2 separate regions of the Mus musculus genome follow, and region 1 is linked to region 2. Evidence: chromatin loops called from intact Hi-C (ENCODE). Cell type or tissue: left cerebral cortex. All regions are shown on one strand. Each heading gives the region's core, and the rest is flanking DNA. Links, peaks and the distances in the headings are about the cores only.

Evidence for each region. A loop is a pair of places that touch in the nucleus more often than their neighbours do. Peaks named below come from ENCODE experiments on the same cell type or tissue, not always from the same donor. Only the 100,000 strongest peaks of a DNase experiment are listed, where the experiment ranks them.
Region 1: a loop joins it to region 2, with 3 times the contacts of the local background. A loop is called at or near these places in 4 of 42 quality-filtered maps.

What each region holds. Positions count from the first base shown.
Region 1 is chr8:120,431,280-120,446,795 of GRCm38, reverse strand. It overlaps a transcript of Gse1 not described here. Among named protein-coding and RNA genes, the nearest start is that of Gm51556, 51 kb to the left of the region's middle. In left cerebral cortex, for the core only: a CTCF peak has its summit at 6,132; DNase peaks (open chromatin) are centred at 7,750, 8,632, 9,032, 9,448 and 3 more places; H3K27ac peaks cover 4,635 bases.
Region 2 is chr8:120,375,821-120,391,336 of GRCm38, reverse strand. It overlaps a transcript of Gse1 not described here. Among named protein-coding and RNA genes, the nearest start is that of Gm39264, 38 kb to the right of the region's middle. In left cerebral cortex, for the core only: a CTCF peak has its summit at 6,394 (motif pointing left); DNase peaks (open chromatin) are centred at 7,293, 8,300, 8,604, 9,510 and 1 more place; H3K27ac peaks cover 2,731 bases.

The DNA of each region.
Region 1 (15,516 bases), core at 2,534-10,533, 55 kb before region 2:
CATACACGTGAGTGTGTCTATTTGGCCTGTGTGTACATATCTGTGTGTATGTCTTTGAAGTATATGTATACACGTGTGGATATGCATGTGTGTGTATGTTTGTGTGTGTGTATGTGTGTATGGCAGGGTTTGTGTCTACCATGCATATGTGAATCTGTGAGTGTGTGTGTATGTGTGTGTGTATGGTAGGGTTTGTGTCTACCATGCATATGTGAATCTGTACATGTGTGTGTGTGTGTGTGTGTGTATGTGGCAGGATTTGTGTCTACCATGCATATGTGAATCTGTGTGTGTGTATGTGTGTGCATATGGCAGGGTTTGTATCTACCATGCATATGTGAATCTGTGTGTGTGTATGTGTGTGTGTGTGTATGTGGCAGGATTTGTGTCTACCATGCATATGTGAATCTGTGCGTGTGCGTGTGCGTGTGTGTGTGTGTGTGCATTCATTTGGCCGGAGCCTAGGCCTGACTAGGAGATGGAGGCTCTGCAGCCTTGGTGAGGATGCCTGCTCACTACAGACCACACCGTGTCCTGGTTGGCCACTCACCCTGCACAGGCCCCCATGGACCACTTGGGAAAGCATCTCCTCGGCTTGTGCTGCTGGGAGAGAATAACAGGAGACACCTTTAGGGACCCAGAGCCCTCTGCGGGGTACAGCTGAGGACTCACACCTGCGATCATCGGTTCCAGATGTCCTGACAGATAGCTTTGCAGATCTATCTACATCTGTGGAAACAGAGGCTCAGGACCAAGGCCACTCCAGGGCACAGGTGACACCACCTGCATCTCAAACGGCTGTCTGTTGTGGCAGTGTGGTTCCAGTTGTTTCTCAGGTAAGCCCATGCCTCCAGCTCTGTGGCTCCCCTTGCCCTGCAGAACTTGCCCAGGACAGGGACTGGATGGGAACTCTAGTAAACACTCACCCACCCATGACCTTTGGACCCAGCTGTCTTTGTGCCCTTTGCCTATCTCTGAAGGATCATAATCTCCTATTTACCCCTCCATCTCCTCTCTGGAAGCTTCTGTGAGGTATTTATCACCCTGCTCTCTGAGAGCCTCACGGTGACATTGCCATCCCAGTGTCATGGATGCAAACGCTATCACTCACAGGGCATAAACCTGTTGTAACATCCCCGAGGCCCAGCCAGGAAGGTCACCATCACTCTTTCTGTGACGGTACTAGGGGAGATGGATGGTTCTGGGAATTGCCACTGGCTACACCGCAAGCACCCTTCACCTCCTGGGAGCAGGGGTAAGTCACTGTCACCGAGTGCTTGGCCCCAGGGAAATGAAGAAGCAGATCCTTGCTCTGGACCACGCCCATGCCCCCACGGCCACGCCCCTACCAGGAGCATTTCCCTGTATTGCCCCATAGCCTTCCACCTCTGCTGTTCAGCAATCACTTCCTGGGGCCTCTGGAGGATGCAGGCACCAGCAGGGGCTTTTGATAAATGAGGAGTCAGACCTGAGAACAGGGATGAATTACGCTGGCTCTGGGTGTCCTTTCGGGCAGAACGAGCTGTCCCCGCAGATTATAAGCTTGACCTCCCCTCCTCCATCCCTGAAAGGCCTTCTTTTTCATCCTTAGCTCCCTGCATGGTTTAGCATTTGCCTAGAATCTTTTCTTGAGGGCTAACCTTAAAAGTGTTAGCCCGGAAGTTGTCCAAAGGAGTAGCTTTGTGACTTGAGCTGTGCACCAGGTCACACAGTCAGACCGGCCCCAGGGCTTGGATGCCCACTCTAGTGCTCTCTGCCCTGATACATTGTGGACACAATCTGGCCCCCAATGGTGTAGAGCCTCCACCATAAAGAACAGTGCTGACCAGGGCCCACTGTGCCCTTGCTACAGTAGGCTCCAGCCTGACCTTCTGGGCCTAGCAGCAGAGAACTGGGCAGCAGTACAGTCAGGCTTCATGTGGGCTGCCATTAAGGCACTGTGCCCTGCCAGTTTGTGTCCCAGCTATTATTGAAGTAGTCCTACTGTGAGCTCAGAGCTCCTTCCAGAGATTCCTATCATGTACAGTCTGCCGCCCCCCCCCCCCCAGCTTGGTAAGGGAGGCGCCCTGAAGAGGGCGGCCAAAGCGCTGCATGATTGGAGCCATGTGCAGAAACCTAGGAGGGACTGGGGTTGTGGCTCAGTGGGTAGAGTACTCAGCTAATGTGCACGAAGCTCTGGGTTTGATCCCCAGCACTCCACAAAGCAGGCATGGTGCACACCCCTGTAATCCTGGCACCCCTGTAATCCCAGCACTCAGGAGGTGGAGGTAGAAGGATCAGAAATTCAAGATCCTTCCCGCTATGTAATGAGTTCAAGGCCAGCCTGGGACACATGAGACACTGTCCCCGAACAGAGGGGAAGGGAAAGGGACTGGAGGGATGGCTCAGTGGTTAAGAGCACTTCCTGCTCTGGGTAAAGGCCCAGATTCCCAGCACCCATGTGGTGGTAGCTCACAACTGGCTGATTCCAGTTCCAGGGGGATTTAATGCTTTCTTCTAGTATCCATAGGCACCAGGCACACGTGTGATACAAAGACATACATGCAGGCAAAACACTTGTACACATAAAATAAAAATAATTTTAAAAATGTAGAAAGCATAAAAAGATGTAGGAGATGGTACAAGGACAGAGACAGAATTCAAAAGCCAAGTTCATCAAGAGGCACCTGGGGCTACACGGAACAGGAAGGGTCTGGGCCTGGCCTAGCCACAGGGAAGAACACGCTGTTTAAGCACCTGTTAATTGTAGCTTTATTCAGGCTGACAGAGAGTTGGAGTCAACTTAGTCCATTAACAGATGAATGAAGAACGAGGGGTTGGTGTGTATAAATGGAATACTATTCAACTCTAAAGAAAAATAAGGTCATACGTTGTTCAGGAGCACAGATGATTTGTAAACATACAGTAAGTGATATGACAGTCTCAGGAGAGTAAACTTGTGTTGTCCCTCAAGTGCAGAATCCAGCCAACAACACACACATATATGCAAACAAATGTACATGTCATCAAATTTCTGTTGTGTTTTTTGGTATGGATAAGTGCATAAAATATATTCCATAAGCCGGGTGGTGGTGGCGCATGCCTTTAATCCCAGCACCTGGTCTACAAAGTGAGTTCCAGGACAGCCAGGGCTACCCAGAGAAATCCTGTCTCGAAAAACAAAAAACAAAACAAAACAAAACAAACAAACAAACAAACAAAATATATATATGGGGGGTGGGGGGTGTATGTATATATATGTATGTATATGTGTATATATATGTGTGTGTGTATATATATACATATACATATACATACACACACACACACACACACACACACACACACACATACATATATATATATATTCCATAGTGAATGCTTCAAATCCAATGTGAGGTTCCACGGCTTCCATTCTGAATGTCCGTGCTAACTGCAGAGTTCAAGCCTGGTCCCGTCGTTGGGTCTGGGTAATTTCCATGTTATGTTTTTTTACTTGCGACACATTTAAAAAAACAACGTTTTAAAACAATTAAGTGTTTGCTTTGGGGTCACAGGTCAAGGTAACCCGAAGAACTGATTCTGGTAGCTTCCTGAGAAGAAGCCAAGTGAGGGGGAAGCTTGCTTACACCAGCCCTCTCGCTGGGTTCCTTCCTGCAGGTCACTATCCCTTCAGCAGGCTCCCCCGGCTTTCTGGTACATCCCACCATCAGGGCTGTCATAGTTTTTCGTTTTCCCCACCCTGATGGACATAAAGCACCCTCATGGATTCCTGCCAGGTGTCTCTCTATTTGCTGGGTGACCACGCGACACAGAGCCCATGGCTTTGCTCAGCACCATGACAGGCAGCTCCAGGGAGAGCAGGCAGGCTCAGGAGCCCTCTGAATCATCATCACTCATCAGTGACAGACTCCAGGGGGTCTGTGACACCCACAGGGACAGGCATCTTATCTGGAACATACCTGGGTTCAAGCCTTAGCTCTGTGTAGCCTCAGGCATGTTGCCCAGGCTTCTGTTTCCCATCTGTTCAATGGGACAGTCAAGAACCTACCTGTTAAGCCACCTGTCTGTTAACAGGACAGATGCCCTAGGGATGGGGAGGGCACGTGGTATGCCTGTGATGACAACTGTATTGCTTCAATCCCCAGAAAGACAGGTACAATGTGACAGGGGAAGGGTTCCAAATGGAGGGGACACGGGTGAGATCTGCTGGAATGTTGTGCCAGAGATGGACCCTGGGGTGGTTGTGCAGGCTGCCTCGGTGGCTCTCAGCCAGCAGCACTGGGCTGGGTCGCCAGACTCCAGTTTATTTATAGATCAAACAAACCTACCCTCAAGGTCCCATTAAAGCCTATTCTAAAGAGCAGGAAAAGCAAGTCAATTCAGGCTCAGCCAGGTGTGACTGGCACTGGGCAGGTGTGGCAACTGGGTGTGGCCACTGGGCATGGCTAATGGGCCTGTTCTTCAGGCTCAGGACCTGCTTCCTAATCTGGGGGTCCCTGGGAAGCAGAAGCAACCCCCCCTCTCCTGGGGTGCTCAGAACAGTCTTGGACATGCATGGGGACAAGGTGATGGAGGCAGCTCCTACTCATTTGGGAGAGGCCAGCATGGACAATGCCACCGCTAAACCTCCAAAGGTCACCAGCAACTGCATCTCCTGAGAAAGGGACCTGGCCCAGGCTTCATTCAGTCGGGCTCAGTAACCTCTGCCGCTGTTACTGATATGAAACATCATGATCCGAAACAAGCTGAGGGCGAAATGGTTTATTTGGCATAAGCTTCCACATCGTAGTCCCTACAAGTGGTCTGTATGCAGTCCATGTGGCCCAGCCCTGCCTTCCCCTTCCTCTGTCATTTCCTCTCCTCTAGCTCAGCCCTGCCTTCCTGTCCCTCTTCCATGCCCCAGCATGGACCTTCTGAACTTCACTTATCTGCAGTGTAGGCTAGTGTGGCCTTTGTTCTCGTTCTGTGCCCTTTGCCCAGAGCACTGCCCTCAGATACTTGCTCTGGGATCATGCCCCAGCCGCCTCCAATCCTGGCTCACAGCCACCTGCAATGCCCTCTCCTAAGACTACCGGTGCCCTTTGCCACCTGGTCCAGCCTTCGCTTTGACCTCAGAGCACCCGTGTCTCTCACCCCTTCTTCTCACTGTAGCTCTGGGCTCACTCCTCATCCCCAGGACACAGGATGCCCATAGAGGCCCCCAAGTTCCAGGAAGCAAAAGCCATGCTATCCACGGGGAACCAAGGAACCTGAGAGAAGCCCCCAATCTCAAGTTATTCTCAGAGGGGCTTGGATGGACACTCACATTAAGGGTGACCCTGGGAAGCTCCCACAAGGGACAGCATCATGAGGAGGCTAGCTTCGTGGACTTCAGGGGCATAGCTAATGGCCCTTCCAGTCACGGGAGCTGCCAGGAAGAGGCCAGCCTCAGGGACTACCAGGACAAAGACTCGGCACCAGAGGGAGGAGAGGACCTGGCCTGTCGTGGGCGGGTGTCAGGCAGTAATGGCTGCACCCCCACCCGCAGGCTGGGTGCCATTCATCTGACCATATATACACACGCTAATCAGCTGTGGCCATGGCACCCAGCTCAATTCAAATTGATTTACCGAGCCTGGAAATGGATACAAATGTGATTAAAGGCCTTTTATTTTACATAGGTTCTCTATAAAATGATTGAAATCAATTGCCCGGCAGGCCCTGCGCTATTACTGCGCAGAGCCTGCCCCACTATTGATGGATACGGTGCCAGGAGGCTGAGCCGGGCGGCGACAACTCCCCCAGCCTAGTTCTGGGTCACTGCTGGGGTGGCTGTAGCATCCAGTGGGGTGCCTCTCTGTGTCTGCTAGGCACCTTTGGGGAGGCAGGAAGAGCCAGTGGGTGAGGGAGCAGGCCCGGGGAGGAGGCGTCACCATGGCGACAGCCTCCCACACCATCTTCCAGCCCAGATGCCTCTTGTCTGCGATGGCCAGAACCTGGGAGGCTGGTTCCTGATTCCAGCTCTGAGAAGGGGCACAGTGGGCGCTCTTGTCCCACCCCATGTTCCCTCTGGGAAACCAAGGCCAAAGCAGGGGGCAGCAACAGTCAGTGACAGATATGGCCCTGTTAGTTAGATCCCCTAGCTCACAGGCCACTCAGATGTGTGCACAGACTCCTGGTGGCTGGTGCAGGTTTGTTCCAGAATCCTCAGGTGGTGGGAGTTTTGGTCTGCCACCTGCTCTAAGGAGCTAGGCTAGTGCCAGAAGGTGAAGGCTGGCCAGAGCTACCAGCTCATCAACTGTCTGCTGAGGCTAGCATGGTAATGACCACCATCCACACAACTTCCCTCCTGGATCCCAAGCCTGGGATTCTGGAGCCCTGGGCATGGTGGGCCCATACACGAGGAGAGGCACCTCTCTGCCTCTTGTAGCAGCTGGTAGCTGCCAGGATCTTTGATTTACAACCCAACATCTTCCTCGTGAGGTTCTTCGCCATTTGTCTGTCCACTTATTTATATTAGGTACACGGTATTTTACCTGCCTGTGTGTGTGTGTGTGTGTGTGTGCGCGCGCGCGTGCGCACGTGCGCCCGCGCCCTGTGCAGGCCTAGCACACACGCAGAGGTCGGAAAAAAAAGGCTTCAGATGACCTGGAATTGGAGTTACAGATGGCTGCAATCCACCATGCTGGGAACTCTGGTCCTCTGCAAGAGCAGCCAGCGCTCTTAGCTGCAGAGACATCTTTCCATCCCCAAGATGCTTTCAACACGACCCAGGCAGTACCAGGACCCTGGAGAAGAGCAGGAAGTCTGGAGGAGAGCTGGCAGTCCTGGTATTCCCCAGCGGAGGTGCCACTAGCAATCCCTATGCACAGAGTTCCAAGAAACTCAGGGATCACACTTGTCAGACACACGTCTGGAACATTCTAAACAGCATCTACTCCACCCTACCTCTGTAAATAAGGGGGAGAACGGCCTGGGTCAAGGGAGAGACGCCACCTACACATTCCATGTTCTGGGCTCATTTGTTTTCCCAGAATGCATCACAGGCCCAGAAAAGGAAGGCAACTTGCTCACAGTCACCCAGAAGGAAGGTTCTGGGCCAGGTTTCCACAGTCAGAGTGATACAGAGGAGCAAGAGCCCTTTCCCGCGGACCTCGACCTTTCCCTCTAACCTCGACCCTGCGTCTACTTCATTTTCTGAGTAAGGAGGAGGGGCAAGCCCCACCCTGCTATGGATATAGCCCCTCCTCAGCCCTGCCTGCCTGCAGCCAGCAGCTCCTGCAAGGGCTGCCTGCCTCCCGCAGGCTGTGCCTGCACCACCGCATTAAGGACAGATGGATTACAGCTAATGAGCCCTGCTCGCACCATTAACACTGGAGCCTTCCCTGGATTAAAACGCGCACAGCCCGCCGGGCTGGCTTGTCACTCTCGAGGTGGGCACCGCGGCTGCTGGCTGTGCGTCAGCGTACCCTTAATTGCTCTTGTAATTGGGTCGCCTCGCTCCTGGGAACCCTGATGCCACCCTCAAGGGATGGCGGACTGGTGAGACTGCCTTTTCCATCTCTGCACTAGTCCCCCTCCCCCAAGGCGGTTTTCCCTGGAGTTTGAGCCCCTTCCCTGAAGGTCTGCTTGGGCCAGCAGATACCCCATCCCCAGGATTGTGAAGAAAGGAAGGGGCCGGGTGCACCCGCTCTCCAAATCACGGCCTCTGGTCTATTGTATGCACACACACACACACACACACACACACACACACACACACCTCTCATGCCCCCCCTACAATTCTCTGTCTCTCTCACACCCACACATACACACACATACTTAAAATACACACATGTTCCCACACTCATAACTCTTCTGTGGGATGAAGAAGAAATCAGGAAAGGGCCACCCGGGCAGCAGGGTAGGGCCATGAGGCCCTGAGCCAGAGAAGCCAACTTCCCGGCCTGACTCAGTTGTGTGGCTCAGCATGGTTATTCAGCCGCTCGTGCCTCTGTTTCCCCATCCGTGGAAATGAACATGTGCCAAGTGAGCAGTCATATTTAACAGTTGTGGCACACAGACAGCGGTGGTCTCTGTTACCAGGGTGCCAGGTTCTGTCTGTGAGTGACAGGTGTGCAGACATGTTGGCCTCCCATTCACTCTATAATCAACCCAGACTGCCCTGAAACGTATGGCCAGCCATCCTCCTGCCTCAACTCTCTGCTAACTCATATCTAGATTAGAAGCAGAAACAGGAACTTTGGGTTCAGCAAGGTCTGAGGCCGGGGGACTGTGGCAGGTGACACTCGGTGATGACCCATAAGTTGGCTGAGCGGGTCATCACCAGCGGCCTTTCTTACGCAGCTCGTGGCCACTCTTCCTCCCACAGGATCCAGATCTGCTTCACCCAATGCAGAAGAAGAGCCCAAGGGTCCCCTGCAGCCCCAGGGAGGTCCTATCTCTCTAAGGACTGTTTGCCCATTTGAAAGTTGGTATAGCTAGGGTCCAGTATCCCTCCCACATGCCGCCTGGGTGCACAGGCTACGGAGCGCCGTGGGAGGCACCAGGCAACTGCAGGCTGCGGGCAGGAGGGCAGGAGCAGAGGCCCGTCCCTGAGGTCTGAATTATTCACACACAATAGCACCCTTACTTACAGTGCAGCCGCCACCGACTCCTGCTGGTAGATTACTCGGGGACTGGCTGCTCTCTCGGTTAATTAAGGGGACACTTTTGCCAGTGACTTCTCAGGTGTGCAGTCAGGCAGCCCCAGGTCTCATCCCACTGCCTCGGAGACACTGGATCCCCCAAGACCTGCCAGGTGGGAGGGAACTGGAGCTGGAGCCGTGCCAGGCTCCTAGGTAGGGACAGTGGCCTGTGTGCCCCAGGGCGGAGGCAGGGGGAGTGTGCCAGGCCACAGGAGCCGCATGGGGCTGATCCTGGATCCTAGCGGGGGCTGAGCAGAGACCGTGTCGTGCGTATATTCTCTCTCACCTGACAGAGCTGGGCACAGGCACAGACACTGTGCTCTGGCAGGTTCTAGCAGGTTCTGGCAATCCTCTAGCAGGGTAGGAGCAGCAGCCAACATGAAACATTTACAAAGGCCTTTCGTAACCATCTGTGCTGGGAACGGAGAGGCGGGCTGAGCAGCCACAGCCTTCCTGCCTAGGACCTCAAGGCTGGACAGTTATGGCCCCACCAGGGCCGGGTTTTGAGACGCCAGTCCAAGTAGGGACAAGGACCAGAGTGGCCCACAGATATGCTCTACAGAGAGCTAAGGATGGGGACATAGGGGAAGAGGGCCACAGCATATCCCAACTGTGTTATTTCCAGCTGTGTTGCCTTGGGGACAACACAGTCTCAGTCTGCCACAAATCATGCACCCAGTGGGTGTGTGGGTGTGTCCTGTTGTGCCTTTTCTGTGATTCTTGCAACATCTATGGTCCCTCAGCACAGGGGAGAATCCACTGACTTCAGTTCTTGACAAGGTCCCTTTGAACCGGATTGACTTTCTTCTGCCTGCATCCAAGAAACTCCCACACACCCCTCAAAACCCTCCTGGCACATCCTACCCCTCTGCCTCTTCCTCTCTGTGAGACACAAGACTCCCTCTTTCCACTGCAGCCAACTGTAGCTCATACATGGTTTATCCTTGGTGAAAGATCCAAAAAGAAGGGGGGCACTCTGGCCTGCATATTACAGACTAAGAAAACCTGCCACACTGGCTGAGCCCGTGCAGAGCCTGAATTTGGACCTGGGAAGTCTGGCTCTCTTCAGCTGCCTCTGAATGGAACCATGGGAAAAAGGAGAGAGGTCTGGCTGTTTCAAGAAGAGCCAATGTCAGGAGCAGCTGGACCCAGCAGACCTGAGAGATGAATCAGATGCTGAGATCTGAGGCAGTCAGCTTAGCGGGGAAACAGGGAAGGTTACAAACTAAAACTGAAACCTGAGCAGGGACTCTGGCAGTGTCATCCAGGGAGGGGACCTTGGGCTGTGGTTTCTGCCTGCACACACCCCCACCCCCACCCTCAAGTGCTGGCTCAGCATGGAGTCCAGCTGCTGACCTGATGGTTATTTCAGGACTATAGGGGCAGGTGGAGAGAGCTCTTGGCTTTAAGCTGAAAATGGTGGTGGAAGAGGGGCGTTCCCAATGGGTGTCTAGCAGAAAAATCCGACTGGGGGACTCTCCAGCTGCCTGGCAGACTCACCCATCCCACCCAGTCCCGCTCTCCCTTGGGGCCTTGGCGCCCCCCTCCCCCACTGCACCTGCTGTGGGAGTGTCACCTCAGCAGATTGGTCCTCAGGTCCCCAGGGAGAGTAATTGGACACAGAGCAGAGGACTGCTACTGTGCTGTGTCATCTACTGTGGGTAGCCAGGGAGGCGGCAGCGGTGGCGGGTCCTACTGGGTCTCCAGGACGGAGAGGAGAATGTTCCTCTTTAGGGAGGGGCAGTAGCCGTGGAGCAGGTCAGAGACAATGGAGTTTTGTAGTGGTTGCCTGACTGACCCACGTTTACATGAAGCTCTGGCTTCACTCCCCTTCACCACACAGAATGAGCGTGGGGGCATAATCCTGTAAGTCCAGCAATCATGAGGTGGAGGCAGGAGGATTGGGAAATCAAGATCACCTCAGCAACCATAGCGAGCCCAGGGCCAGCCTGGGCTACATGAGCCTGCGTGCCTGGGTGGGATGTGGGAACTCAGGGTTTTTAAAAGACGCAGGCGGATGGCCCTTGTGATGACTTGGGTATGACTTGGGTAATGTCCAGTGTGTGGTGTCGATGGGACTTCTGCAGCCAGCTTGTCGCTATACTCGGTGTTCCCCGGGGTCAGCAGGAACTCTTCTATCAGGAAGTGAGCAAGTTAAAAACCTCAGTGCTTAGAGAACTGAAAACCTGTGTCCACCCTACGCCCCAGAGACAGTGATTGAGAACTAGAGACAAGCGTGCTGCTACACGCAGTGGAGTATTACTGAGCCATAAACAGGGACAAAGCTGTTAGACATGCTGCCGTGGTGAGACCGGCAAACACGATGCTGAAGGCTGGGTGTGACGACGCTATCAGCAATGCAAGCATGGCTGAGATCAAGGCAGGGGGATTGGCAGGTCCAGGCCAGCCTGAGCTACAGCCCTGTTGCCAAGGAATGGAGGAGAGACTTCACAGTATATGAACTAGATCTCAGTAAAACTGAAAAAACAAAACAAAACAAAACCAAAAAAAACCCTAACCCCTAACCCCTGCCTCGTGCCCAGCCAGAGACCAAGGCTGCCCATCCAATCCAGCAGGAGCTATGGGTGCAGAATAGGTGGGTATCATGTTTCCCTGTAGGAGGGGGTACAGGTGGCTTGCACCTGCTGACTTCACGGGAGTCAATAAGCAGACAGACAGACAGACAGACAGATGCTTGCCTGGACCTTGTGTTGAACATGTGGTCCAGGCTCCAAGGCGGATGCTGAGCTACAGGGGCCCACGGGTGCTGTGCCGTTGCAACTAAGAGTTCAGGGACTTGAGAAACCTCTGCTCAGTAAACTGAGAACTCTGTACCACAAGCTGGGAATAGTGTCTAACCATCCCTGCTGCGGTTGGCTCCCTGGGTTCCTCCTGCCCAGGTCCCTCTGCATTCACTGTTCCCGGAAGGGGAGGGGAGGGGGAGAGGGGAGGGGAGGGGAGGGGGGAAGGAAGGGGAGGGGAGGGGAGTGGAGGGGGGAAGGAAGGGGAGGGGAGGGGAGGGGAGGGGAGGGGAGGGGAGGGGAGGGTGTCAGGACAAGCCAGGACGAGAATGAGAAGGTAAATTCTGTCATGCCAGCAAGCATGATGCCTACCTTACCTGGACTGCTTCTGTTTGACAGCTGGGCATTAGAGGGTAGGACAACAGAAACTCCAGGCTAACAACCCTCTGCATGTTTGCTTGGGTATACCTCTGTCCATCTTCAGTAAGCCACCCAGACCTGCAGGTCTCCTGTGTTCTTAGCAGCCCTCAGGTCTCAGTGAAACTCTCTGTACCCTGCCTGCTCCTTCCTCCACCTCACAGCTGCCCACACAGCACCAATGCCACAGAATAGGTAGCCTGCTACCCTCTAAAGCACAGCATGGGCTTTGGATTTCAAGTAGGGCCCACCAGAGGTTCTAGTAACAGCCCAGTGGTCATCAGGGAAGCCCTCTGAATCTTGGATCTTAGAGCCACAGGAGACTGTGATCTGCATGAGTGAACCCCCACGTCTACCCCATGACCAACAGGTCTCAGTTATAAGGTGCAGAATGGGCAATGGGGCCCCAGAGATCTCATGCCCAGCTCCCAGTCAATACACCTGAAACGAGCCCACCCTTCCAGGCTGCCTGGGCTGCTTCACCTCCTTCCTGCCCTGGAGCTACTTGCTGGACACAGCTCAGCAGATCTGTGCACCTGCCCCCAGAACCTCAGGCAGTGGTTGTGTGAAAATGGGTTGGTTCGTGATAATATAGTTAATAGACGTACATTTGAGGATTATGGTGTATCTCAGGGCTACAGTACACGCCAAGTGTGTATAAGGCCCTGCGACCCATCCCTAGGACAGGAAAACAACCAAACAACCAAGATAGGTTTGTACAGAAGGAAGAGCCTTGAGTCCTATGTGATTGGCATTCATACAAGGAGGGGACTGGACTCAGAGACAAGGACAGGAAGACAGGATGGTTTGTTTACCACAGAAAACAAGTTTACTCTGTGTACCCCCTCCCCTGCTAGGAAACACCAAGTGAGTGACATCTTTAGTTACCATACTAGAGCATGTGATGAATCAAGATGTCACTCTATATCCTATAACGCACAGGGCCTCTAACTGGCCCCAACCATTAGCAATGTCATAATTCCTCAGATTATTTTTGTGTGCCTCTCTCTGGGCATGTATATGTATCATATGAGTGCAATACCCACAGTGGCCAGAAGAGGGCACTATATCTTAACTGATGAGCCAGCTCTCCAGCCTCCATTTTTCTCTTTGAAGATGTAGAGTGTCTCATGTAGCCCAGGTTGGCCTTGACCTTGAATATAGTTGAAGATGACCTTAATTTCTGACACTGGGATTATAGGCATACCTATCATATCCAGTTTATGTGGTACTGGGAATTGAACCCAGGGCCTTGTGCATGCTAGGCAAATAGTTTAACCATCTGAGCTATAGTCCCAGCTCCCATCTTCATTTTAAACCATGGTCGCCTGAGAATAGAAAGCCCACGGCCTCTGAGGTCCATGACTGGAATAAGGTGGCCCTCAGCATCTGGGGAACTGTGAGGGAACTGCTGTCAACAGACACAGTGAGGGCTGGCCACCTTGTGCAGGTCAGCAGGGACTGGGTAATCCCAGGTATGGGTCTGGGAGATGAGGTGGCCAGGGCCACCTCACTGTGGCCTTCCATCATGGTCAGGCTCCCTGGAGTGCCACGGAGGGAGCACCAAGCTGGCAGTGGGAGCCAGTGGTGCCCCTTCCCCACCTTACAGAGCTTGGGCGGGCTGTGAGCCTGCCAGATGGCAGCGCGCCACGTGCCGGAGAATAATCACTGTTAAAAATTCACTGGGTTTTCTTTTCTTTTTTTAGGTTCCACTTGCACTCTCTGCTTCCTTCTCCAGAAGGTACCAAACCACCACTGATGGCTTTAATTGTCTCTAATTAAAAGAAACATCGCCTGGGACCTGGGGCTCCTTCATTCAGAGGCTTCAGGGGGAGTATGGAGTTGTGGAGGGCTCCCTGGGGCCCCTGCATGGCCCTGCCTGACTCATGTTGCCTGATGGAGACTCCAGCTGGGTTGGAGGTGGGCCTCTGGTATCTCTAGCCTAGGACCCCAACAAAACAGCAGCCAGGGGAACCCCAAGGGCAGAGGCAAAGGCTGCCTTGGGGACATGAAATCAGGGGCCAGTGACTGTCAGAACTCAGACCTTGCACAGGTCACTAGGAAGGAAATGTGGGTTCCCACAGAGCCAGCTTGCTAAGGTTCTGATGTCTTTCTTAGCACATGCTTAGCTCAAGTTCACAAAGCCACATACCTGAAGGAACCCTGAACCCTAGAGATGGGTGGGGTCAGCTCAGGAGGACCATGGGCACGCCTGCAAATCACCCATCATCAGGAGACATCACGTTCCAGCCTACCCTGAATGCCCAAGCGTTGAGACTAGCCAGCCCAAGCTGCTGGCCTTCTGCAAGGGCTAGGGGACATCTGATAGCTGGCTGCTCCTGAGGCTCCTGTAGGAGCACTGGGGTCTTGGCCTGGAGCCTGGGGTAGCGTTGAATTTCTGGAGGAAGCAAAAGCAGCCATACGCCTTTGACCACCACCATCAGGGGCCTTATTAAAAATGAGCCGTGGGGCCCTCTCTGCATGGCCAGGGACTTCCTCAGGATAATGTCCCTTCCTCCCCCTTACTGGTCCTTGAGTATCCCTCGTCTTCCACAGATAAGCAGCCCCCTTGGTGGCTGGCTGGTATTTCAGCCTGGAGAGTGTTCTCCTTCCAGCCAGATCGCAGGCTGACTTCTCCCCGCTCCACGGACGGGTGGCAAGGCGCTGTCCTCAGAACCAGGACCTTTTCCTCTAAACTCCCACAGTCCTAGGAATTTTAAATGATGCCTTATCTTAAAATTATATGGCCAGATATGGTAGTTTCACAGGTCTTTAATCCTGGCACTTGGGGGGCAGAGACAGGTGAATCTCCGAGTTCGAGGCCAGCCTGTTCTGCAGAACAAGTTCCAAGGCAGCCAGGGCTACACAGAGACACTCTGACTCAACAAACTCAAAACTAAACCAAAGCAATAATATAAATATAAATATAAATATATAAATATATAAATATATAAATATATAAATATATAAATATATAAATATATACATATATACATATATACATATATACATATATACATATATACATATATACATATATACATATATACATATATACATATATACATATATACATATATATACACACACACACACACACACACACACACACACACACATATATATATATATATATATATATATATATATATATATATATATATAGTCTGTAAGGTGTTTGGCTAAAGAGCACCGGCTTCTTGCCCATGGGACCCAGGTTGAATTCCTAGCACCCACACAGAAGCTTATAACTGTCTTTAACTCGAGTTCCAGAGGGTCAGACATGCTCTTCTGGCCTTTGTGGGTGCCAGGTATACAGATAGTACACATGTAGACAAAACAAATAAATAGGATTTAAACACACACAGGCACGGGGCTGGGTGTGTGCTTGCCAGAGCTCTGGGGGGGGGGGGGCTGTCCTGACTTTCCAGCGTCATGCTCAGGGGCTGCAGACATGGAGGCACGGGCTCTCCACTCTGTCTGTCTGTCCCATGGCTTCACTCACATGTGTCTGTCACACCTAAGATGGCCTGTCCTTGGACTCGGGGCCCAACCTTCCCCACAGTAGCTTCATCTTGGCTCTCTCATCTGGGTCTACCTGCAACGATCCCGCTCCAAGGCTGAGGTGAGGGTGTAGGTGGACGACGACCTAGGGGAAGAACTCTTCTTCGACACCCCTCTTTCCTCCCAGAGCTCGCGCTGTTAGAGAC
Region 2 (15,516 bases), core at 2,387-10,386:
ACAGAATGAGGAGGCCCCAGGTGGGGTCAGATGTCAAGCCCAGGCATAAGAAACCAATGTAAATGTGGACTTTGTGGCCCTATGTGGCAGACATGCCAGCCAAAGAGAGGCTATGCCACAGCCACTGCCTGGTGGCTGATGTTGTTCCTGGAATAGCAAAATGGTTCTTGTCGTCTGGTCTGAGTCCCATGGGTGTCCCCTCCCCACCCTGTGCACACATAGAACAGGAAGCTGAGGAGTTGGGGGCTCAGAGCATGTGATACTCATACATGACCTTTGGGGGCCTGGTTACAGCAGCAGGATTTGTTCTGTGTGTCCCACCCTTTCCTAGATTGCCTGAAGCCTGTGCAGGTCTGCATGCACTCAGGGGACTCAGTCACATGAGTGGGAGAAGGCTAGGTGACCACTGGGACCTGTGAGGTGACAACAGCCCTTGCTGTCCACAGATGCAAATGACCGTAACGACAAAGATGGTATTGGAAACTCCGCTGAGAGGGTGAGCGGCCATGTGCGGCTGTGACAGTCAACCTGACCTTGGGAGCATCTTAACCTATCTGCATACCCAGCCCCCACACCTTTCCAAGCTGGCTGTGAACTCTTCACTTCTGCACCTCAACCACCTGCAGCCGTCGAGTGTGGGTGCTGTCCTCTGGGGAGGCCCCTGTTCTACCTCAGCTCACCCTAGGACATGGCTCAGGGCATCTGTTGTGCTTCTTTGGGACTTGTCATGAGAGCTTGCAGAACACACAGGCTTCCAGATGGAAAAGGTACCAAGAGCAAGCAACGCAGGTCAGGTGCTAGGTGAACCTCTTGTGGCAACATAGAAATTTCCAGAATCCCGGCCTCCCCTGCATAGAACCCTAAATTTTGTTTGTTTGTTTGTTTGTTTAGGTTTTGAGTTTTGGTTTAGTTTAGTTGTTTGGTTGGTTGGTTTTTTTGTTTTGTTTGTTTGTTTGTTTGTTTGAGACAGGGCTTCTCTGCGTAGCCCTGGCCGTCCTGGAACTCACTCTGTAGACCAGGCTGGCCTCGAACTCAGAAATCTGCCTGTCTTTGCCTCCCAAGTGCTGGGATTAAAGGAGTGCACCACCACTGCCTGACTTGTTTTTGTTTTTTTGAGATGGGGTTTCTCCATGTAGCCCTGGCCATCCTGGAACTCCCTCTGTAGACCAGGCTGGCCTCAAACTCAGAGATCTGCCTTTCTCTGCCTTCCAAGTGCTGGGATTAAAGGCCTGTGCCACTATGCCTGGCTCAAAACCCTGAATTTTTATCCAGAGGCCAAAGGTTTAGCTTAAAACACCTGGGTGGCCTGGTCTGGCCTCATGGACACACAGTCACCGAGGATACAGATGCCTGGACAATGGCCTCTCTCCGGTCCCCAGAGCCTGCGGATGAGGCAAAGGGGTGTGCTCATACGGCAATCAACATAGGTATTGGGGAGGCCACCTCCATCAGCAGGAAGAAGAAGAGCTACACGCGTCACCAGCGTAAGGGGGCAGCCAGGCTGGAGCGACAGGAGCACAAGCCAAGGGTGCCAGTGGCCTGCAGAGCTTCTCCACAGCAGAGCCCATGGCTCCACTTCCTGCTTTGACGAGCCAAGCTGAGGTCTGGTACGGGCCTTTTGAAAATTAGGATGAGCCTGCACACACGTGGGGGCAGAGCAGCTGGTTCCTGAATCCCCTCCAGTGCAGTCTGGGGACACCCTGATCTTGTCAGTGTCACTCCTTTCTAGCACCCACAGTTCTGAGGCCTCTGGGCAGGAGCTCCTGTGGAAACAACTCTAATTTAACCCCTCTATTGGAGAGTCACAGGCATGGTCTATCCTTGCTACTACCCCTCGGGGCATTGGGGCGTCGGTCTGCTATGACCCCCACATCTCTGTGTGCATGCCTTGAGTCACCTGTTCTTGAGGGTGGACTAAACCTGTCGACTTAATCTCAGTGGACAGAGGCAGTAAACGCGGAGGGCTGGGGCTTCCAGGGTCAGTTGACATGGACTGTGGCTTTGTCCTTTGGGCTGACTCTTTTCATGTCCTGCTTGGGCAAGGTGTCATGTGGTGACTGGGTCTGAAGAAGCTGAGGCAGGAGAATGCTAAGTTCACAGACAGCCTGGGCTATAGAATAAGGCTAAGGCCAACGCGGGCAGCTTAGTCCCTAGCTCACAATTGTAAAGGGAGCTGGAAAGATAGTTAAGTGGTTAGCGCACTTGTTGCTCTTAGAGAGGACCTGGGTTTCCTTCCCAGCACCCACATGGTGGCTCACCTTTTAACTTCAGTCGCAAAGGTGTCCTTTTCAGGCCTTAGACAACAGGCGTGCACATAGCTTGTTACATACAGGCAGGTGGACATCATACACATAAAGTAAAAATCAACAAATCTTTAAAAACAGTGTTCAAGTGAAAGGCTGTCCGGGGGTGTAGCTCAATGGAAGAACATTGCTCTAGCGCACACAAACCCTCAATATTACAAAAATCCGCCACAGAAGGAGCGGTCCTATGAGAGGTGACCACACCAGGGAAGCCATGTGATAGGAAGGAACTGAGCATAGCTTCCAGCCAGTGTCCAGCAAAGAACACAACTCCCAGGGACCAAGTTCTACCGCCAGCTCAGGTGCAGGCTGACAGATGGGCTCAGTCAAACCTTCTGTGACTGACAAGTCAGGTAGCATCCTGACTGCGGTCCCAAGGGGCCCTGGAAGGAAGCTGGACTCCATTCCACATAGACCATGGGATGAGAAATGCTTTAGGACCTAAGTCGTTCCTGGGCCAGAAACCATGGCTGTTCCCCTCAGCAGCACACAGCGGGCACATGTCCTGTGGACTGATGTCTATGCCCACTTCGCCCTCAGTTGTGGGGATCCAGCCTTCCTGGACTCCAGCTAAGCTAGTGTGACCTGGCAATCTGCCTGGCTTGCTGCTTCCATTCAGACTGGCCTCTGGCCTCTGCATATGGCGCTCAACCAGGGCTTACATGAGCGAGCCTCTCTTAACAGCCTCCTTCTTTTTCTGCCTCACCTCCCAAAGAACATCTTTGGAGGGGGGGGGGGGCTTCATGCTAGTATGACTGACTGCACATGCAAACGCAGACCCTGTTTCCAGGGGTGCCCTCGCCGAATGCTAGAGATTGGGGATGGGAGCCGGGAGTCTGATCTTGCTGTTTGCACGTTGACAGCTATAAACATGGAGAACAGAAAGCGTGACCCCAGGAACAGGGCAGACCCAGACCAGGAAGCAGTACTTTCCACTACAAGTACCCCAAGAGGAGGCAGAGAGGGACCTGCTGTTCGTAGGAGATGGCTAGGCAAAGTTGGTGCCAGGGGATCACAGTCCCCCAGGGCACAGGACATGCACCAGCCCTGCTTGCATGTAGGGTCATGTGTATATAGTAGGTGCTCAATTAAGCCCTTATACACTTCTCAGCTCAGAACCCAATACCCCGACACCTATCGTCACATGCTGGCTAGTGATCTTGCCTTGTGTAGCCACAAATGCTCCCAAAAGAAGGGCCTCAGGCATTGGCCTGGATACTATGGTCTCTTAGTCACTTGCTCCGGCCTGGCACCTGACCTGGGAAGGTGTCAGTGGATCTCTGAGGGTGAGAACATCTAACCAAGCCCCAGAGTGCCCTGTGCGGCTGACATAGCAGTGGCTTGGCTCTCCGCTTCCTGTGAACAAACACTAAATTCTCCTGGCCTGTTCAGCTCCATTCCCATAAATAATAGAGAATCTTTTTATTTACTGACAGGTCGTAAAAGTATAGGGGAGAGTGATGTGAGGTGAGGGGCTACTGAATAATGGATGGGCAGGCTCCGCCCTCGGCACCTCCTCCACCCCTCTGCCCTCACCAGGGGCTGTTCTCTCATCAGGAAGGGCTGAGAGGGATCTCTGTATAGGGACCTGGGGCTTGCAGCAAGCCAGGTCTGATCTGGTTATTCAACTGGTCCTGGAGCCTCCTCTGATGGACAGGTGTTTGCATGGTCCAAGGCTGAACACCACTGCGCCCCTTTCCAAACACACATGGATGTGGGTGCATGCACAGACATACATGGAGACACACTGCTACACACAGACACATCATGGATATAGACACAGACATACAGGGACACACAGATACCCACCCTGTCCCCTGTCTCTGAGCAGGGTGGGAGGGTCAGGGACTTCAAGTCACAGCTCTGGTTTTTCAGGACTGGTGTGAGCCTGGCAATCAAACAATTAATGGGCTGAGGTTGGGCATTGCTATAGCAGGTCCTGAGAGAGGCCCCGGGTAGCCCTGGCCCTGCTGGAGCTTGTCTGGTAATTCAGTGACTACGGTCAAGCATCAGAGAGAAAACTGTGTTAAGCAGTCACAGCTGGGGCATGGGGAGCCTGTCCTACCTACCACAGCTATCCTGGGCTCGTGTCACTCTCCAGACTCACAGAAGTCACACTCCAGAGTAGAGACCTCTGCTGTCCCCGTGCCTCAGGCAGTGCCCAGCATGTGGGTTCCCAATGGCTGTGAGACACTGGAATGAGGCTGGGCACTGCTGTCACCTCACTTCACAGATGACAAAATGGAATAGGACCATGTCAGATGCTTGTGAGGTTTACAGAGGAGCCAGAGGGATGTTGCAGAGATCCAGGGGACCTTGGGGTGTTGGATGTGAGGTGAGTGGGAGCTGGTGGTGGTGGTAAAACAAACATTAACCATGTGATGTTGTGAGGCCTGCAGCCCCCACAGAAGTCTACAATTCCGAGGCACAGGGCCCTGCTGAGCAGCTGGAAGGGCTCTATGCTGCGGAACTCCTTGGGACAGACAGGCAAATGGCACTGTGATGGTTTGTATATGCTTGGCCCAGGGAGTGGCACTGTTAGGAGGTGTGGCCTTGTTGGAGTGGGTGTATCACTGTGGGTGTGGGCTTTAAGACCCTTATCCTAGCTGCCTGGAAGCCAGTATTCTGCTAGCAGCCCTCAGATGAAGATGTAGAACTCTCAGCTCCTCCTGCACCATGCCTGCCTGGATGCTGCCATGTTCCCACCTTGATGATAATGGACTGAACCTCTGAACCTGTAAGCCAGCCCCAATTAAATGTTGTCCTCATGCCAGGTGTGATGGCACACGCCTTTAATCCCAGCACTCGGGAGGTAGAGACAGGTGGATTTCTGAGTTCGAGGCCAGCCTGGTCTACAGAGTGAGTTCCAGGACAGCCAGAGCTATACAGAGAAACCCTGTCTCAGAAAACAAAACAAAAAAACAAAACAAAACAAAATGTTGTCCTCATAAGAGTTGCCTTGGTCATGGTGTCTGTTCACAGCAGTAAAACCCTAACTAAGACGGGCACAAAACTGCAAAGAGCTCTAAAGTATCACACACACACACACACAGAGTACATGCTCATAGGCGCACATGGCAGACAGTATACACACTTGTGTATACACACTGGTAGGCAGCAAAGGCAACTGATTCCACACATGCACAGACAAATGGACACACATGTGAACATTCACAAGCATGTTCATTACACTTATACCCATGCACACTCACGGCAGCTGGCATACTACACACACAGACCCCTCACATGAATATGCACACACATTACATATGTTCGCCACCCTCCCGAAAGTTCATATGCACATAACCTCATGGTGCACATATAATCTCAGCAGGCCCAGAGAAAGCTGGTTGTTTACCACAGACACCTAGAACGGGCCTTGAAAGAATCTGCCCCCTTCAACCCGGTTGTAGCATCTGCAGTAGATCCCCACGCCCAGTTCCAGCCTGTATTGTGCATGTTTCATCATTGCTGTAATGAAATGCCCACAGCTGGTTAATCTTATAAAGAAAAGAGGCCTCTGTAGCTTGCAGAAGACTGTTGAGTGTTTGGAAGAGTCCGGAGGTGGCATAGCTGTGTGGGAGAGGGGACAAGTCTCTGGCCCTTTTTCTTACAGTCACTAGGATTTAGTCATAGGCCCTGCCCCAGCTGCTTATCAAATCCCAGTGTGTCACCAAGAGCCCTAGTTCTGAACTCCACTCACCTAAGAGGACAGAACAGGGCTCAATGCCAATACAGAGCCCTTGAGGATACACTCAAACGACACCAAACCAGGTGCTCCCATTTTACAGCTGGACAAACTGAGGTTCCAGACATGTAGCAATGTGCCTGGCAGCACTGAGACTGGCCTGGAAACCCTGAGGATACACTGCAACCTTCAATTCCTCCCCTTTGGAAATCAAAATCAATGGATCTGTTGATAGGGCCTGGACCTCAGGTCCTTGTTAAAAAAAAAAAAAGTTCTGAGGGCTGAGAGGTGGCTTAGCATTTGATGGCTGCTCTTCCAGAGACCTGAGCTGAGTTCCCAGAACCCCCATCCCTCAGCTCAGTCACCTGTAACTCCAGGTCCAGGGGATCTGGTGCCCTCTATTGGCCTCTATGGGTAGTGCACTCACAGGTGCACACTCCCTGCCCCTCAACCAACACACAAACACATATGATTAATAATAAATCTTGGGGCTGGAGAGATGGCTCAGTGGTTAAGATCACCAACTGTCCTTCTAGAGGTTCTGAGTTCAATTACCAGCAACCACATGGTGGCTCACAACCATCTGTAATGGGATCTGATTCCCTCTTCTGGTGTGTCTGAAGAGAGCAATGGTATACTCAGATATATAAAATAAATAAATAAATCTTAAAAATAAATAAATAGCCAGGCGGTGGTGGTGCACGCCTTTAATCCCAGCACTTGGGAGGCAGAAGCAGGTGGATTTCTGAGTATGAGGCCAGCCTGGTCTACAAAGTGAGTTCCAGGACAGCCAGGGCTATACAGAGAAACCCTGTCTCGAAATCAATCAATCAATCAATCAATCAATCAATCAATCAATCTTGATGGGCCATAGTGGCACATCACGTGGGAGGCAGAGGCTAGTCGATCTCTGTGGGTTTGAGGCCAGCCTGGTCTGCAGAGAGAGTTCAGGACACTCGGAGCTACACAGAGAAACCTTGTCTTGGAAAAAAGAAAAGAATAAATCTTAGGAAGAGAAGGAAAATGATTCTAAGAGAGGCTTAAGGGTCATCCCAGGAAAACGCCTCAATGAAAATTAGACATTAGGGCTGCAGAGAAGGCTCAGCCAGTGAAGTGCTTGCTACACAAGAATGTGGCTGGCTGTGTTCTCCGTCAGAACCCACACAGAAGGCGGGTGCTCTGGACCGTGCCTGTAACCCCAGCACTGGAAGAGACCATCAGGAGGATGGTCCTCAGCTCAGTTCCAAACCCGGGGCCCTGTCCCTGGAGAAGGATGAGGGAGGAGGCCCAGGTGTGGAGTGGAGCCGTGGTGCAAGAGGACCAGATGGCTGCTGGCGGCAGGTGGTACCTCCTGCCTTGTCAGGCGCTCTGGGCAGCTCAGGGCTGAGTCAGAAACCCCAGCTCCCTGCATGGAAGGTGACTTTGGAACTTGTGACCTGGATGTGACAGTTCCAGAAGCAGGAAATGGGGGCACTGCCTCTAGGATTAGTGACAAGCCCTGGGCCCCCTGGAGATCATGTGAACCAAGCAGGGACACACCAGGCCCAGCCTCTGATACAGGTCGCCTGACCTACCTCTCCCCTCCTTGAGCCTCTTTGCCCTTTTCCTCCCACCCGTTGAGAGCAAGCCCAGCTGCTTCAGACCCTGCCCCGCCCCAGGAACTCAAAGGCCCTCTGCCCTTTCCTCTCTCCGCAACCACCTCTGCATCTTTGTGTGCCTCTGTCTCTGTCTCTGCTCCTTCTCAGCCTCTGACCTTGCGAGCTCTGTGGGGAGGGCACCCTGGCTCATGTACAGAAGGAGCTGAGATCTTGGCAGCCGGAAGTTATAGCGCCCAGGTGAGGCTCTCCTGATTCCACCCTTGCCCATGGTAGACTCAAGTCCCCAGAAGCAGCACTCTGTCTGAGCAGTGCCTGGATGCCCAGCTTGACTGTGGAGCTGGCAGTGACCTCGGTGTCCTGAATCCAGCATATCACATTCAGGCTCCAGGGATGAGGAAGCCTATGGGCCTGGACCGTCCCCATGGTCCCAGCAGCTGCAAAGGGCTCTGGAAGACACCAGTCGCTGACGGAGAGGGTTAGGTGTTTATCTAGACCAGAGAGTGTTGGCACCACAGTGGCAGGGAGAGAGGGGGTCTAGAGACCCAGCCGGGTGTTGGTTCACTCGGGCTTGCACTCAGCTCTTAAAATGAGGCTCCCCGCTCACTGGCTGGCTCCCCATTCCCTGTGGAGCTGCTTAGAGGAGGCTCTGAGTCTGCTTCTCACCTCCTCCTCACAGGGCACAGTGGGTTCCCAACACAGATGGACCGCAAGCTGGGAGTGAGGACAGGCTGAGGCCAGGAGCGGGCAGCCTGACTTGAGACTCAGCAAAGCTCTATTTGTATCTGACTGGAACATGCTAGAACTGGGAAGCTGGGGTGGGGAGGGGGCATTTTGAAACCGCAGGCATATAGCCAGGGGACAGGGCCGCCAAGTCTTCAGATCGGGTTGGGGGGACTTAGCTGGCCAGGCCTTCCCAAGACATCACTTCTTTCTCCAACGGCTGATCTATTCTGGGCGGGCTCTGGGCTCTGCTCCAGGCCAGGCTGGGAAAGGGGCCGAGGCTGGGGAGGAGGTGGCAGGGGGTGGTGGTGACAGGAGCTGTTCTGGGCAGGCCCCTGGAGAGCGTGGGCAGGGGAGGACAGAGCTGGCAGATGGAAGAACCTTTATTAAGAATGAGTCAAAGACCAGAAGGATTTTCTCAGGAGCCCTGGCGAGAAGGGAGCCCCGGAGTCCTGCCGCAAGGCTGGGCATCGTGCCCAGCCGCCGAGCCAAGGGGGGGGGGAGCTGGGCACTGGCCATGGGGCAGTGTCTCCAGCCAGGACACATGCCAGCCCGGGGCCATCCTGGCTAGGCCTCTAGACTCTAAGGCCCCTTTTCATTGCTGCTTCACCCTTAGAGCCCCCTCAGTCTGCCCACCTGTGCAATAGGAGGATCTTTCTCTGTGAGTGAGCCCAGACTGCAGACCAGTCATGGGGTGGGAGTGGGGCGGAGACCCCAGCTTGCCTTGACTCTCCCCTGTGGCACTCCCTATTGTAACTGATGCCCTACAGCTCTGCAGCCTAGATTCTGTGGGCATGAACGAGTCCTAACTGTCCACTTCCATCTCTCTCAGAGGTTTATAGCTAAGCCTACATCCTAAGCCTGCCTGCTCTGCTCTCTCCTGCTTGTGACCCAGGTGCCCAGCTCTGTCTATGGACAATATCAGGAACGTCCCCCCTGCTGGCTTAATTCCCTGCTGAAGCCACCTCCTTCAGGGCCAGCCTGGCTGTCACAGATGTGTGCTTAGTGCCCGAGGCTGGCTTTTTCAAAGCAGTGGCCATGAGATAGGCATGTCCTGCTGCAGGACGTGCTCTGGGGGACAGTGAACATCCAATCAGGGCTGGTGAATTCCTTCCAGGTCACTGTGGCTTACAAAGAACAAGATGGAGGGGCTGGAGAGAGGGCTCAGCCATTAAGAGGACTGGATGCTTTTCAGAGAGTCAAACCAAGCTTAGTTCTCAGCATCTACACGGTGTCTCACAACCATCTGTGCCTGGGGATCGGTCACGATGTGATACACGTATAAACATTCAAGCAAAACACTCATGTATCAATAAAATATCTGTAAGTTGGTTTTTTTGGTTTTTTTGGTTTTTTTTTTTTTTTTTTTTTGGTTTGTTTTTTTCTCTAGCAGGGCCTAGAACTTTAAGGACAAAGGGAGAGTCTGGAGGGCAGCCACCGCACCTCTGTCCCCCAGGGACTGAGCAGCAAAGCACTGGCTTTGAAGTATTGCTCCTCTGGTCCTTTTTCTGTTCGCACAGTAGCAGCCATCCCCCAGCCTCCGAGATTATTCGTGAATTCTCCCTCTACACCCATCAAATTAGAGCAGTGGCCACCCGGCTAGGCAGCCCCGACAGGTATTAAACTTTAATGAACACTAATGGCCTTGGCCTACTTCACCAGCACAGGGCTACTTACTAACATTTAACTCCTCAGGCCCCTGTGCTCCCTCCTCTCCTGCTGTGCTGCCCCCCCCCCCCATGGATCCTACCCCTTCCCCCCTCAGCCCACAGCTGGGCCTGCCCTTGAAGGTGTGTCTGCAAGCTGCCCGGCCCGTTCGCAGTCCAGCAGAAACCACCCTGCTCCCATCCGTTGTTGTCCAGAGCCACCCCGGGCTCTCAGGTTGACCAGACATGACAGGCGGTTCCCAGAGGGGCGCGCTCTGCTGTATGCAGACATAACCCTCATCCATCCAGAAGCCACCAAATACCATCCAAGCCCCTGCTGCCCTCCGGCAGTCAGAGGGGCTGTGTGCTTGAAGTCAGAGCTAAGCACAGTGCCAGGGTCCCAGACTGGGCCCTCAGATTGGAAGCAGAGGGAAGAGACAAGGATGCTGGACTTGTTCACTGCTCCAGAGCTGGCCACTGCCTTGTAGATACGGACTCCTTCCGTCTGTGAGCAATCACACAGAACCGTGAAATGTTCCAGAAGGTTCTAGATTTTCATCAGTCAGGAAGAGATGGCTCTTTGTGAAAATGAGGGCAACAGGCAAGCCCTTCAGGTGCCCCTGGGGCACTTGTAGATGGGGATATATAAGGGAGGGGCATTTGAACAGTGCTTACTGTGTGCTAAGGTGCTGTATAGATGGAGCTGCAATGCCATCAGATGTAACTGTAAGCAGGGTTCCAAGGGGGCAGGCAACCTATCTCACAGACAGGTCCCCAACCTCTCCTCTGTTCCTCCCAGTTAGAATGTAAGACACGGGGCACAGGCTGTAGCAGCCACTATTCTCTGAACTCCAGACAGCAGCGATGGAGACAGAGACGTCACTCTGCTCCAAGTGGGGCGAGCTGAGGGAGCCCTGGCCGTGTAGCTCAGACGCCAGCTTGTAGAGTTGCCACAGTCCCTAGGAACCACTCAAGCTGCCCACCTGGTTCCAGTTGCTTCCACAATACCCTGGCTGAGGTATCGACCCAGAGCCTCCACTTTCCCATTTCTACCACGGCAGGTAAGGTACTGCATAGGACTGCTGCTAAAACACAGGACACCCTGTGAACCCCTAAAATCTCAGATAACTTAGCACCACATAAGCCAGTGTGGCAGTGCACACCTGTGATGCTAGCACTCGGGGCGGAGGCAGGAGGATCTGCAGCTCACTGCCATGCACAGCTTTGTCGTGAGTATGAAGTTAGCCTGGGCTACGTGGGACCCTGTTTCAAGTCATCAAATAAATGACATCAGACAACAACACTTCAATATTAGAAGTGTGTGTGTGTGTGTGTATGTGCACACACGCATACACATGCCATAGTATACATACAGAGATCAGCGAACAATTTTGGGGAGTCAGTTCTTGCCTTCTGCCTTGTTAAAGCAGATCTCTCATTTCTGGCCCTGTGCAGTGTTCTCGGGGCTAGCCAGCTTCTGAGTGATTCTGTCTCTGCCCATCTTGGTGTAGAAACGAAGGGATTGTAGGAGGGTCAGCAGGTCCAGCTCTTGACATGCGTTACGGGGGTGGGGGTGGGATCTGGGTCACTGGGGGGCTTGTGTTGCTTGCTACTGTTGCACCCCACTGAGTACCCCACTGAGCACCCCACCGAGCTGCCTCCCAGGCTCCAGACCATGATTCTTTGACCGAATGACTTTAGGAGGATGGAAATCTCCGGGTGTAGTAGCACAAACTTAGAATCCCAGGACTCTGGGGACTGAGGCAGGAGAACTGCCTCAAGTTCTGGGTCAGCCTGGACTACAGTGGGAGCTCAAGGCTAGTCAGGGCTATGCGGGAAGGCCCTTTGTCAAAAATGTCATCCTCAGCAATGAAGATTTAACACAGAAGGTACAATCCCGTTAAATACTGCAGGCGAACGGCTTTCTGAGGGCCGGAGAGCCAGGCAGCCAATGCCACAGCCACTTCAAGAATATTCTCAGGGCTTAAAGGGAAAAGACTTCCTGCTGACCACAGCACACACACACCCCAGCCCTCCAGCCCTCCAGCCCCCCAGCCCTCCAGCCCCCCAGCCCCAGACGACAAATGTTTCACAATAGTAAGAGTGGGGACAGCCCAGATGAAGCCTGGACTGTCCTGCTGTGTGGATCTGAGGCTGAAGGTCAAACAGGGTCAGAGGTTGTGAGTCTGGAAGCCACCACACAAGCTCGCTGATTTATCCCACTAACTTCTCTGTTCTTGTTGTTGCTCTTTGTTTGAGACAGGGTCTTGCTGGCCTTGAACTCAGGGGCCCCTCCAACCTCAGGATCTTGAGCCTTGGGGCTTACGGGCCTTCTCTGATTGCTTCTGTATTATCACAGAGACTTTGAGACAGGTACAGAGTGTGCGTTTACTTGGACAGTGCTATCAAGAAGTGAGAAGGAAGGAAGGAACGGGGGTCCCTGTGGAAGCTCAAGGAGGGTCAGCAGTACAGCTGCCCCCGCCCGCCCTTACCCAGCACATTTGTTCTGAGTTGTCAGTCACCTGGAGCTGAGGCCACAGCCACACAGGTGAATGTGGCAGGGAACACACTCCAGTGGCTGGCAGCTTTAGTGTCAGGTGAGGGAGGGGCTGTTGGATGCCCGGTAGCCAGTAACTGCCACCTACCACTGTGGCAAGAGGGTAAGACTAGGCAAGCCTGCCCCATCGTCTCTATGTCTGTGGACACGTGGGGACTGTCATTTACAAGCAGAGTTTCTGCCGTGGTCCTCAGAATCGAGTAGGCTATTCTACTCTACACCGGAGTAGGCTAGCACTCCAGCAGACGGGCCTTGCATGTGAACCTGGAGTCAGAGCCTGGAACGACGCAGCCACAAGCCAAGGAATGCTGGAAGCTAGCCACGACAGGCAGGCATTTCCTCAGAAGCGGGACAAGATGCTAGACACAAGGCCGTTAAAGGAGCAAGGGTTTGGCCAGGTTCGTGTCTCACGTGTCTCGGCTCATGAGAGGCTTTGAAATGTCATGGTAGAAAGACGCCACAGCAGAAGGGCACAGGGGGGAGGGGGCGTTACTGCTCACCTGGGGGGGGGGGTCACCAGGAAGCAGAGAGCTGGGGAAACTGTCTCAATAGGCATCTCAGAGTACTGTCAATCACACACCTGGGCTCCATGCCCTCTAAGCACCACCTCCTAAGGCTGACACCATCCCCCAAAGCCCCAACCTCCCCCACCCCCACCCCGCAAGGTCAGTATCAGGGAATGAGGCTCTAATGCATGAGGCTTTTGGGGGAGACGGTTTGTGTTTTAACCACAACCCCTGAGGGCTGGGGACTCAGCTCTGTGATAGAGGGCTTGCCTAATCACTAGAACTGCAACAAAAAAAAAAAAAAAAAACCCAAAACCCGATACCAGAAGCTGAGGCAACCTCATAGCCTCATCAGAGGGAGCCTGGCCCCGCCTAAGCCTACAACATTGTGGAAAAACCCATTTCTGGTATTTTAGGCTTCAGTTGTGGTATTCAGTGATAGCGGCGCCAGAAAACGAACCCAGCAAGTCACTGTTCCCATTCCTCCCACCCCCCAGGCCTCAGTTTCCCCAAATGACAAAAAAAAGGTCAGAGCACCAATTCCCTAGGGTGGCCACACTAGACACATCAGATAACCAAACCCATTCATTCTGAGGCCAGAACAGAACATGTGGCTGACAGTGACTGTCCTTGAGGCCTGGCCATCCCCCATGACCCCAGTTGCCCCCACAGTGTGCTGGGCTGACAGCCCACCAGGGAGGCTGGCGCCTCTTTCTGTCAACTCCCGGCGTGCTGAGACGGCTAGGCAGATGCTGTAGCAAACTGCTATCAATCCTGAGCGAGGGGCCTGCCCTGCATCGAAGTCTGCTGCTGCCAGCCTCTTGGGACACCCAGGGAGACACTAGAAGGTAACATCATTTCGCCCCCAATCCAATAACCTTTGCTTCTGGAGGTGAGCCTGCCTTCAAAGGAGCCAGGAGGGAGGGCGGCCATGATGGCCCCCACAGGGAACAGGACAGCGAAGACACTGGCCTGGCGTCAGCTTCGTCCCACTGAAAACACCCCCACAGTAAATCCCAGGCAAGAGGCCAAGGCAGGGATGAAATACGAGCGCTTATAAAGCCAGACACCTTTATTGTTCTGAAATGTCTTCCAGCTAGTTATAGGCCCCACAGCTTGACCCTGGCCTGTCACTGCTACGGGGCACCCGGGCTAGTTCTTGGAACCAGGGACTCCAATGGGAAGTAGCTGACCTTACCAGAGCCATTTTGCCTGCCCAGCCAAGCACCAGGGTCCCCAGCAGGAAGCTGGTTCCACTTTCACCCAGAAAGTAATGAGGTCCCCCGCCCACCACTTTGCTGGTCATATGCTTGGTCCCCTCCTACACAGGGCCATCTCCGGCAGTGTTTACCAAGCAAGCCCTGCTTACTTCTGTGCCAGCCGCTGCCCCCCAAACACGAGACTGTGCACATCTCAGACCCCACCCACTTCGAGTACCAGCGGATCCCCAAGCCACCGGAATTTGCTCTGTTTGCTGGCACTAGTGTGTGTGTGGGATGGGGGGGCTCAACAATGCCTCAGTTTCTCCTAAGGTAAAAGACAGCAGAGAGAGCCTTTGTGCCTGCCTGAGCTCAGCCTCCCTGCCTTGCCACTGTGTGTAAATAACACGTCTCTCAAGGCCCTTCCCTGTGACATGGGACAGTTATAGCACATGAGAACTGGGGGGTGAGGGGTGGGGGAGGTAGTGGTGAAGCTAACGTGGGTAAGTGGGTAGAAGTCTGCACAAAAGAGGCATGAGCAGGAGGCTCACTGGCTGAGAGGGTCACTCCCCAGGAAGCTCTTGTGAGGAAACAGGAGTCCTTTGACCATCGCAGGGTCTCCAGGACAGTGAGTGACAGACAGGTGGTGGGTGGAGGAAAAGAAAGACCCTAGCAAGTCCCCAACAGATTGATGATTGATACACCTGTATGTAAATGAGATGCAAATACACCCTCACTGAAGTTTTGCAACCAGCTGTATCTAATTGCCCAGCCGCTCTCCCCAGCACCCTGCTAGGCAGCTGGCCGAATTGCCTGCACAGGCTGGCCAGTGAGGGTGAGTCCCTGCTTTGGAGGCCTCTCCGTGCCCAGTAGGAGCCAGGATCTACCCTCCACCCTCTACCCAGCATCCCTCACTCCTCCCATCTCTCCCTTACCTGGCTGAATACCTTGCCTTTCATTGCCGCACACACCGGCTCGGCCTGTATTTATTGAGTACCTACTATGTACTACCCCATTATGTTCAGGGACAAAGGCAGGTTTCTAGGCAGGACCATAGGAGAAAGTACCAAAGGGCCAGTCTCTTGTCAGTTTGAAAAAAAAAATCTATTCATTTATGTGTGTGAATGTCACAGGACGTGTTTGTATGGAGATCAGAGGACAGCTTTCGAAAACTGGTTCTCTCCACCCTCCACGTGGGTTCTGAGGATTGAACTCAGTCTGTCAGATTTGGCAGCAAGCACCTCTACTCTCTGAGCCATCTTTCCAGCCCTTTGTCATAGCAACAAGAACAAGAACTAA